Linked DNA regions of Homo sapiens: region 1 is linked to region 2. Evidence: chromatin contacts called from ENCODE Hi-C or POLR2A ChIA-PET data. All regions are on one chromosome and are shown on one strand. The core of a region is the stretch at or near the end of the contact, and the rest is flanking DNA. Distances in the headings are between cores, read along the strand shown.

Evidence for each region. Hi-C counts contacts between places; a loop is a spot of excess contacts on that map. ChIA-PET counts read pairs that join two places held with the same protein, here RNA polymerase II (POLR2A). Pooled maps may share reads with other maps.
Region 1: a loop to region 2 is called in a pooled map, with 2.3 times the contacts of the local background. The contact joins the promoter of PXMP4 here to the enhancer-like site in region 2. A Hi-C loop is called at or near these places in 1 of 168 maps with a recorded cell type or tissue (breast epithelium) and 8 of 50 pooled maps. POLR2A ChIA-PET finds 5 or more read pairs at or near these places in 6 of 52 experiments (Caco-2, MCF 10A, OCI-LY7 and 3 more).

The regions. Positions count from the first base shown.
Region 1 is chr20:33,717,129-33,722,659 of GRCh38, forward strand. It overlaps PXMP4 (peroxisomal membrane protein 4), which reads right to left and starts at 3,182. Exons shown (of 4, transcript NM_007238.5): 1 at 2,967-3,182. The coding sequence starts at 3,079. RefSeq lists an enhancer at 2,729-2,778.
Region 2 is chr20:33,643,736-33,649,403 of GRCh38, forward strand. CBFA2T2 (CBFA2/RUNX1 partner transcriptional co-repressor 2) reads left to right here. Exons shown (of 11, transcript NM_001032999.3): 11 at 612-5,668. The coding sequence ends at 911. Among named protein-coding and RNA genes, the nearest start is that of C20orf144, 16 kb to the right of the region's middle. Within about 2 kb of position 4,021, at least 8 of the 41 ENCODE cell types and tissues checked have a DNase peak (open chromatin) inside an H3K27ac peak, as active enhancers do.

The DNA of each region.
Region 1 (5,531 bases), core at 1,932-4,431, 73 kb after region 2:
GATCGTGCCACTGTACTCCAGCCTGGGCAGCAGACTAAGACTCTGTCTCAAAAACAAAAATAAAATAAAATAAAAAACTGGAAGGAAATATGCCACTGTTATTAGCAATGCCCACTGCACTGGAGGAATATATAATAGATATAATTTATTTTTGCTTGCTTTTTAAACTTTTCTAGACTTCCAGAATTATCTATGATTAAGTACTGCTTTTAAAATTATTAAATATTTTAGGCCGGGCGCGGTGGCTCACGCCTGTAATCCCAGCACTTTGGGAGGCCGAGGCGGGCGGATCACGAGGTCAGGAGATTGAGACCATCCCGGCTAAAACGGTGAAACCCCGTCTCTACTAAAAATACAAAAAATTAGCCGGGCGTAGTGGCGGGCGCCTGTAGTCCCAGCTACTTGGGAGGCTGAGGCAGGAGAATGGCGTGAACCCGGGAGGCGGAGCTTGCAGTGAGCCGAGATCGCGCCACTGCACTCCAGCCTGGGCGACAGAGCGAGACTCCGTCTCAAAAAAAAAAAAAAAAAAATTATTAAATATTTTAAATGTTACATAATTGTTACATAATTGCCTCTTTTTAAGATTCAAACCTCTTCCCCCACCCTTCCTTTCCCCTCCTCATTTAGGGATCTAGGAATGACGTGAACAAGACCATGTTTACTTTCATTGTTTTAACTATACTCAGATGAATAGTAGAAAGACAGTGGTATTTGGGCCAAAGCCCTGCCATGTTTTGCTATGTGAGCTTGGATAAATTAGTTAACCTCTCTGAACCTCCCTTTTCCCATCAACAAAAGGTATTCTCCATTTTACAGAATGGCTTTTGGCAGTTACGCACATATAAAAGTTCCTAGGTCAATCAATATTAGTGTCTCTTCTTTTCTTACTCTTCTTTATTGGACACCTCCACCCCTACCCCTATCCCTAAGTTCTCCAGGTACCCAACCCTGGTCTTACCAGGCTACAAGGTCTAAAAATCCTGACAGCCTCCTTGAGACAATGGTCATGAGCCACATACTATTGTCTCCCCAAATATACATGAATGTTCACTGCAGGCTTGTTTGAAAAAACAAAAGACTGGAATCAAACCTGTGTCCAAGGCTGGGTGTGGTGGCTCACGCCTGTAATCCCAGCACAATGGGAGGCCGAGACAGGCCGATCACGAGGTCAGGAGATCGAGCCCATCCTGGCTAACACGGTGAAACCCTGTCTCTACTAAAAATACAAAAAAATTAGCCGGGCGTGGTGGTGGGTGCCTGTAGTCCCAGCTACTCAGGAGGCTGAGGCAGGAGAATGGTGTGAACCTGGGAGACGGAGCTTGCAGTGAGCCGAGATTGCGCCACTGCACTCCAGCCTGGGCAACAGAGCGACACTCCATCTCAAAAAAAAAAAAAAAAAAAAAAAAAAAAAACTTGGCAAAAGGGTTACTGATGTTATCTCAGGGCACATCAAGGATATGCCCTTGGCCAGACCCAGTGGGAACCAGTTCTACCTGACTCTTGAGTGTCCATGGGAGCCAAGAGCCTGGCACTGGTGCCAGGCATCCTTGGGTTTGAATCCCGGCTCCAACCGTGACCAAGTGCTGTGGCCACGAGCAATGGGTCTACCTCTGAGCTACAGCCTTTTCATCTGGAAAATGGGGACAATGGCAATTCTGATCTTGCACACTTATTCATTCATTCAATAAATATTTCAGAAACTACTAAATACCAGGTGCTAGTAATACACCAAGGAACAAAATAGATAAAGTTATGGCCTCATGAAACTTTCTTTTTTTTCCTTTTGAGATGGAGTTTCACTCTGTCACCCAGGCTGGAGTGCAGTGGCACAATCTCAGCTCACTGCAACCTCCACCTCCTGGGTTCAAGCGGTTCTCCTGCCTCAGCCTCCCATGTAGCCGGGACTACAGGCATGTGACACTACACCCGGCTAATTTTTGTATTTTTGGTAGAAACGGGGTTTTGCCATGTTGGCCAGGCTAGTCTCGAACTCCTGACCTCAGATAATCCGCCTGCCTCGGCCTCCCAAAGTGCTAGGATTACAGGTGTGAGCCACCGTGGCCAGCCTGTGCTAAGCATTTCACACATATTGACTCAATCCTGATAGTATAAGTACTAGTACCATGCCCATTTTACAGATATTGAGGCTTAGAGAGGCTAAATGACTTCCTCCAGATCACACGGGTAGGTGGGGCCAGGGTTCAAGCCAAGGCATCCACATCCTTCCCACCATCCCACGTTGCCACTAGGATGCCAATTCTGGGGGACACAAACCACTTTCTCTGGTTTGTTCTCTGCTTTGTCCCCGGTTCTGGCACTGTAGGCCCTCAATAAATGGTGGCTGTTATGCACTAGGTTTAAAGGAGACTGAGCTCCCCTCTAGGCACCAGCCAGGGCAATGACCCCAAGACCTCTCTTGCAGGTAAGATGCCAGGATAGTTGCAGCTTCTTTTACATTCATTGTCACGTCCCAGGAGCCCCCTGAGCCGAACGGGACTTAGCGCTGGAGTCCTACAGGTGAGAAGTGAGAAGCAGGATGCAAGCCCATGGGCAAGCTTCATGGGGACAGAATAGACAGGAGGCATCCGCCTGCCAGCTAGAGGCCAGAGTCCAGTTCCCCATTGTGCAGATGGGGCCGTTGAGGCCCAAAGGCACACAGAGAGGTGAGGTGAACTGAACCCAAATGAGGGGATACAGAAGCTGGCATGGGAGGAGTCAAAGCAAGAGGGCCAGGCTGCAAAGGTTGGAAGACCCAGAAAATGTGCAGTGGGAGCCCCAGTTCAGAGCTGGGAAGGCGCGCAAGCCAAAATCCAGCTCCCATTGCACAGATGGTGACCTCCGAGACTTAGAGACACACGAGGACTGCTCCAGGGCAAACAGCACCGCGGCATCGGACTTCGAACTCGCGCCTCTGACCCCAGGCAGGACATCCCTCAGCCCCAGCCCGGCCCGACGGCCCCACTCACACAGCCCCGTTCCGGAAGCCCTTAAGCACGGCCAACGCAGCGTGGTAGCGGCGCTTGCGCAGCAGTGCGTTGACGACTACGAGCAGAGCCCTTAGCTGCGGCGGGGCTGCCATAGTGCGGGCTGCGCGCAGGGTCGGGGTTAGGAACTGTAAGCGCACTGACAGCCGGAGGTTCCAGCTGCGCGCCCACAGCCCCTCGGTAGCGCCGCCGACTCGTGGCGTCTATAGGCTGTTTCTGCGTCACTCATGCATGGAAGACCAATCAGAGAGCGTACTTGTCTCATGGGACAATAGCACTCATCGAAATAGTTGTCTGACTGGAAGAGAAAGGAAAGCTTGTAGCCAATCACAGTGGGCTCCGCCCAAGGTCACACACGATTTGTCCAATCAGAAGGCACTTTCCCTTGGGCCATGTTGGGTTCACGAGTGGGTTTGGAAGGAGGCGTGTACTTGGAAGGAGGGCTCCTGAATGAGGAGTGGCCCTGCTTAGAGATGGGATGGGCGACAGGTGATGATACAGGGAGGAGCAGGGCCCCATCTTTATGCGAGATAGTTCTGACTGGGATATCCTTTACCATAGCGATCTTCCCAGAGTGTCAGTCACATGGCCCCTCAATGGCTTCCATGTACGTATGTATGTTTTGAGATGCAGCCTCGCTCTGTCACCCAGGCTGGAGTGCAGTGGCGCGATCTCGGCTCACTGCAACCTCCACCCCCCAGGGTTCAAGCAGTTCTCCTGCCTCAGCCTCCTGAGTAGCTGGGACTACAGGCACCCACCACCATGCCTGGCAAATTTTTTTGTATTTTTAGTAGAGACGGGGTTTCACCATGTTGGCCAGGCTGCTCTCCTGACCTCAGGTGATCCACCTGCCTCGGCCTTCCAAAGTGCTGGGATTACAGGCGTGAACCCAGCCGGCGTCCACTTATTCTTAGAATCCAAACTCCTCCCCAAGGCCCAAGAGAGAAGACCTCCTGTGATCTGGTCCGTGCCTCTCCCTCTGACCCCACGTTCCAGCACTTGCCACCTCACTGCTTCCCAGCCAAACAGCCTCCTTTCTGTTCCTTGGGCCAAGAACCCTTCTACCTCAGGGCCTTTGCACTTGCTGGTTCCCTGCTTGATATTCGCCATCCTGGGCTCTTCCCATGATGGGCTTCTTCTCATCCTTCAGGTTTCAGCTCAAATGCCACTTCATCAGAGAGACTTTCTGAGACATCCAATTTGAAGTAGCACTGTCCACTCTGACTCATTACCCTGGCTCTTTTTTTTTTTTTTTTTTTTTTAGACTGAGTCTCGGATCTATCACCCAGGCTGGAGCGCAGTAGTGTGATCTCAGCTCACTTCAACTTCTGCCTCCCAGGTTCAAGGGATTCTTCTGCCTCAGCCTCCTGAGGAGCTAGGACTACAGGTGCATGCCACCACGCCCGGCTAATTTTTGTATTTTTAGTAAAGACGGGGTTTCACCATATTGGCCAGGCTAGTCCAAACTCCCGACCTTGTGATCCGCCCGCCTCGGCCTCCCAAAGTGCTGGAATTACAAATGTGAGCCATCGTGCCCGGCCACCCTGGTTCTTATGTGTTTTTTTTTTTTATAGAACTTTTGACACTTTAGACTTGTTTACTATGTGTTCATTGTCCATTGCCCTTATCAAACTGTAAATTCTATGAAGGAAGAAATCTTATTTGTCTTGTTTTCTGCTGTAACCCCAACACTAGGCACATGGTGGGTACTCAACACTTGCTTGTTTAAGCAACACATAGTTTTGGGTTGTCATCTCTGAGAGCATTGATGGGTGACATTAACATATGATGTCACTATGTGGAGTTGTCACTGAATAACAGCTACACACTGAGTGGTGGCTGTGACTTGTGAGGGTGTCCCCTGGTACTTGGGCCATATGGTATTTACCAGTGATGTTATTTGCTCAGTGTCAGGGGACAATTTCAGAGGTCAATGAAGGAGGGAGTTGTGCTGGGCCTATTTTGTCACTGAAACTGGGTTGTCCGGGATTTTTCTTTTGTGATGGTAGGCTACTTTATTCAGTTCATCCTTCCTCTGAAGATAATGACTATGTTAGATAATATATTAAAATATCCTCTTAAAAACACTGAAGTTCCTTGGCTGGGCACAGTGGCTCATGCCTGTAATCCCAGCACTTTGGGAAGCCGAGGCGGGCGGATCACTTGAAGCCAGGAGTTCGAGACCACCCCTGACCAACATGGTGAAACCCCGTCTCTAAAAAATTAAAAAACAAAAACAAAAACAAAAAAACACTGAAGCTCTGCCAGGTGCGGTAGGTAGCTCACGCCTGTAATCCCGGCACTTTGGGAAGCCAAGGTGGGTGGATCTCTTGAGCCCAGGAGTTCAAGACCAGCCTGGGCAACATGGCGAAAACCCATCTCTACTAAAAATACAAAAATTAGCCAGGCCTGGTGGCACACACCTGTAGTCCCAACTACAGGTGCGGGAGGATCACCTGAGCCTGGAGAGGTCAACACTGCGGTGAGCGGTGATCACGCCACTGGACTCCAGCCTGGGTGACTGAGACCCTGTGTCAAACTGAAGTG
Region 2 (5,668 bases), core at 2,771-5,270:
GCAAAACCTCATCTCTACTATATATATATATATATATATATATATATATATATATATATATATATATATATATATATATATAGTATATAATGTGTGTGTGTGTGTGTGTGTGTGTGTGTGTGTGTATATAATGTATAATTACAAAAATTAGCCAGGCATGGTGGCACATGCAGAAAGGAGTAGGATAAATGTTCGTCTTAACACATGTGGTCTTAGGATAGATGGCTCTTGGGGGAGACCCTGGCACAGAGTTTGGTTTGGTTTCTGACTATTAAAATGAGCCAAAAGATGAGTCCATGCCTTAGGCAGGAGAGATGGCCACCTGCCCTAGGCTGGTGCTGTGTAAGGTATTTTCACACACACATCTCATTTCACTGTTCCTGTCATCTTGCAGGGAAGTAGTTTTCTTGTTTTACAGATGAAGGAAACTCAGAAAGGCAGTGTGTATTTCTCATAGTTAAACAGCAGTAGAGGGCGGAGTTGACCACAGGTGTATGTAGTTCCAAAGCTGGGGTTCTCTACATACAGCCCCTTGCTTTACTGTGCAGGGAATGAATGGCAAGCCTGCCCCTCAATCCCAGCAACCACTAACTGATGCCTGTGTCTTGCAGAACTGCTGGAACTGTGGCCGCAAAGCCAGCGAGACATGCAGTGGCTGCAATATCGCGCGATACTGTGGCTCTTTCTGCCAGCACAAGGACTGGGAGCGGCACCACCGCCTCTGTGGTCAGAACCTGCATGGCCAGAGCCCCCACGGCCAGGGCCGGCCGCTGCTTCCTGTAGGCAGGGGCTCCTCTGCCAGGTCCGCCGACTGCAGCGTGCCCAGCCCAGCCCTCGACAAGACCTCGGCAACCACATCGCGTTCCTCAACACCTGCTTCTGTGACAGCTATCGACACCAACGGACTCTGAGCCCCGGACTCTGCTTACCCTGATGGCTGCTCAGCACCACAGAGTGCTTGGGCTGAGGGACTGACTGTTGGAACCCGTGCATGTAGCTGCCGGGTCATCAGCAAGAAATGAATTGGAGGCAGGAAGAGTCCAAGCCTGAATAATAACACCCCACAGCCTCTCTGTGCACTTGCTGTCTGCGGAGCCAGTGTGCCATTCTCTGCACATGGGCAGCCAGCCTGAGCTGCCTCCTCCATGGCTTTCCTGGTTTGTTCCTCTCTCCACTGAAGCTGACTTAGCCGGCCCCTTTTCAGTGTAGACCACCAGCTCCCCTCCCCATCTCCTTGAGTCAGCAGACTGTCCAATGTGCTCAGCCAGGCTGGAGGCGGCAGGCGGCAGGCAGCAGGCTGTGGAGGAGGCCCCTCGGTCAGGGAGCGGCCTGCCTCACCCCTGAATAGCTCCTTCGGCCCCATCTCCATCCTCAGCAGATGACACTGATTGGCCTCACGGGGACTTGGGTAAGCAACAGGCGGCATTCAGGACTCTTCTCAACCCTGCTGTTCAGACTTGATAAGATCTCAGAGTCCACAGGAAAGAAGTCACTGTTGCAATAAAAGCACCCGTAGTAGCAAAAACATAAAACAAATAAAACTTCCCCCACATCACAGATGATTTTGGACAAGATTTTCCAACCTTGCTGGCTACTTTAGTTTGGGACCTGTTTTTTTTCTCATTTGATTTTGCTTGTGCAGAAAATAGTTTCCAGCACATGGATTGATCTGAGAGAGAATGAGGCTCAGTTGTGGATAGTCTGTTTTCTCTGAGCATGTTGGCCAACTAGTATCGTCAAATTATTGAGTGGATCATCTCTTGGAAATGCAGAACTTCTGCCACCACTTGGCTATTTGCACAGTCATCTTGTTCTGTGTCCTTTTATCTCTCAGACCACACACATCTGGAACGCTGTGGGCATCTTCTGCCCATGGGCTCCATTTGGCACCTGCTGAGCCACAGTTGTCCTGCTGGATGTGCTGTGCAGGTTGGTAGGACTTGCCCCCACTGTCAAGGCCTGGTCTCATCTGAAAAGCCCTCCTGGACCTCAAAGAATTCTTCAGACCTCATAGTTACAGGTCATTATATCTACTATGTTGATTTATCATCAGGCACACAACTTCTGTTTCCTTCTCTTGTGTTATCTGATAGCGTCCCTCCTTGAGCTCATCAGAAAGGTTTTATGAAATGTGAACCATTTTGGGAAAAGCTGATCAATTTTTCTTCCTAGCTTCCCATTTTCAAATGGGACATCACTCATATCCCTTTCAGAATGTTAGGAACTGCCTCCCACATTCTTCCCTGTCTTTTTGGGTTTTGTTTTTTGTTGTTGTGGTGGTTTTTTAACACAAAGTCTCACTCTGTTGCCCAGGCTGGAGTGCAGTGGCATGATCTTGGCTCACTGCAACCTCTGCCTTCCAGGTTCAAGCAATTCTCCTGCCTCAGCCTCCCGAGTAGCTGAGATTACAGGCGCCCACCACCACGCCCAGCTAATTTTTGTATTTTTAGTAGAGACAGGGTTTCACCATGTTGGCCAGGCTGATCTCGAACTCCTGACCTCAGGTGACCTGCCTTGGCCTCCCAAAGTGCAGGGATTACAAGCGTGAGCCACCATGCCCGGCCTGTCTTTTTGGTTTTGATGGGAGTCTGAGGACCCCGACCCCTCCTGCTCTCCATCTTTGAGCCTCTGGCATCCTCTCACACCCAGAAATCAGTTGGAGTAAGTTTAATTGGCCCTGCTCCAGCTGGCCTTTGAAGCACAAGTTTAAATCTCCACCTTCTGTGCACTGACCAGAGTCTAAAATAAAAGTTGTCAGTACCATAAAGGAAAAGGGATCCACACAGGTAGCCTTCTCCTTGGATACAGGTACATCTTACTGTAAGAATTTCAAGTCCTGGCTGGGCGCAGTGGCTCACTCCTGTAATCCCAGCACTTTGAGAGACCGAGGCAGGCAGATCACTTGAGGTCAGGAATTCAAGACCAACCTGGCCAACATGGTGAAACCCTGTCTCTAATAAAAAAAAAATAGAAAAATCAGCCGGGTGTGGTGGCACACACCTGTAATCCTAGCTACTCAGGAGGCTGAGGCAAGAGAATCTCTTGAACCTGTGAGCCAGAGGTTGCAGTGAGCCGAGATTCCACCACTGCACTCCAGCCTGGGCAACAGAGCAAAACTCTGTCTCAAAAAAAAAAAAAAAAAGGCAAAATTAAAGAATTTCAAGTCCCTAATTTACTCTAACCAAGCATTTTCAGTCTTACAAAGAAATCTAGTGCACGACACCTTTAAAATGCCTAGATTTCCATTGCCTAAAGTAAGGTGTGACCAGTGAAACAACAGCAGAGAATCATGTTCCTTTGCTGTGGAACACATAAGCCCCACAGTTTTCCAGTCAGCCTAATACATGGGTATCCCCCGACCCCATCTGCCTCCTTAAGCCACAGTCCTTGGTGGGGAACTCTAAGGGGGACGGAGTCAGTACCCCGGACAGGGCCACATTTGCATGAGACATGGCTGTCTCACAGGTCACAGAGCCATTACAACAGCTTACTAGTTTTTCATGGATTTGTTGGATTAACACCTTAAGCAGGTTTTTTATTGTTATTTTGTTTGTTTGTTTGTTTTGAGACGGGAGTTTCTCTCTTGTCTCCCAGGCTGGAGTGCAATCGCGCAATCTCGGCTCACGGTAACCTCTGCCTCCCAGGTTCAAGCGAGTCTCCTGCCTCAGCCTTCTGAGTAGCTGGGATTACAGGCATGCGCCACCACGCCCAACTAATTTTGTATTTTTAGTAGAGACGGGGTTTCTCCTTGTTGGTCAGGCTGGTCTCAAACCCCGGACCTCAGGTGATCCCCCCACCTTGGCCTCCCAAAGTGCCAGGATTACAGGCATGAGCCACTGTGTCCGGTCTTGAGCAGGTTTTTAAAATCTCCAGTGGCCATAAAACTAGCCAGGGTAGCTCATGCTTTTACTGGTTGGAATAAGGAGCCAAAACCAACAAAATAATATTTATTAGGGCTCGATGCCCATTTCTGTGGCTAAGGCTTAGGTTTGGTGTGCAGAGCCTGGCCTGCTCTTGTGGGCTGTGGTTGCTGTGACAGTTTCGTTTTCTGAATCTTTGTAATGCTCTTCCACCCTGCTCGTGCTGCCCAGAGGCTGATCTGCAAACCTGGGCAGTATTCCACACTGAAGCTCAGTTTGCAAACCTTCTGCTGTGTTAATTCTGGTCAGTTTCACACAGAAGTCACGAGGGCCTCTGCCCAGGACCTTCTATTCACATTTCAAGAATCCCTTTCTGAAATTCTCCAACTCTCTGGTCAGGAGGAGGAGCACCATTGGGGCGGGGTAGGCAGCTAGAGGCGCAGGAGCGAATCCAGGTTCCTTGCGTGGTTCCCAGCCTCTGCTGACAGCACCTCAGCTACCAGGTGGGGAGTGGAAATTCAGCCTGCTTAGAGGACTGACCTCTACAGTTCATATTTGCAGTGACATAAAAGGCAAAGAGGAGCTGGCATGGTGGTACAGAAGGTATCAGTCAAGCGCAGGCTCTTCAGAAACCTAGAAACTAAAAAGAGATGCAACATGTGACTGGCCATCAGCCAGACATGTCTAGGGTGAGACCAGTGCTCAGCACCACCCGCCAAGGAACACTGATGAGTTGTGGGACATTATGGTCGGCCAAGTGAGGAATGATTGCAGGGACCAGAGAAGACCAAAGATGCCAGATGTCCCCAGAGTTTCTTGAGGGCTGGGTTTCACGTCTTTGCTTGTCCTTTTTGTCCCCACTTGCCTGCACCGTGCCTGACTCATCCAGTGGGGAAGGTGACTCAAGAAGTTGTTTAAGCCTAGGCCTAGGCAGTCCACTTCGGGAGGTGGGGGCACTCCACACTGGGGGGCCCTGCAGCTCCAGGGCTGGTGCTCTAGCAGATCCGCTCAGGCACGGTTGGGTGACCGTGGGGTCACCGATTGCGTAGATTATTTCTAGGGCAGTGCTGGGTTAGAAATGTCTGTCTGGAAACAGGACACATCTTGCCACCACAAGTCCACACCTGGCCTTGGCTGCTGCCCGCTCTCTGCAGCGTGGATTTCCTTTGCCCATTTGGGCCAGAAGGTCACCAGGAGTTCATCACTGCTTAGTGTCAACTTGACATCTTCAGCTTCCAGACAGAAAACCCATGCTTTACTTTGTACAGCCCTGTCCCAGAGTTAGTAAGCCTCGGCTTGTCACCTGCTTGCAAAGGGTATAGACATCATTCTGGGTAGTTCTAGAGGATATCGCAACAAGTGCGTTTGAAGGTTCAGCACAGCTGGAATTGTACGGTAGTGAGCTCTTCAAAATGAAAACAGAATGACCGGATGGCCATCTGTCCTGGAAACTGTAGAATTGAATAAATCACTGAAAATAGAACACTTCTTGGAGGCTTTCTTCAGAACTGAACTAGAAACAAGGTTTCCAGGCTCCCAGGTCAGTAGACCAAACCAACTTCCTTAGATTTTTTTTTTTAAGCTGTTTGCAGAAAACTGGGTGGTAGCGTGTCTGAACCAAACGGAAGAATAGCCAGCGGAGCATGGACTGTTCCAGCACGGGCCAGATGGCCAGCTGTCGAGAGCAGCCCTGCCCAGATTGCGGTGGGGGCTGTGCCAGCGGCTCCGCAGGGCCCTTCCAACTCTGGAGTGTCTGTAGTTCTTGTGAAACCAAAACGTTGACTACCTGCCTCTTTCCTCGGGCATCG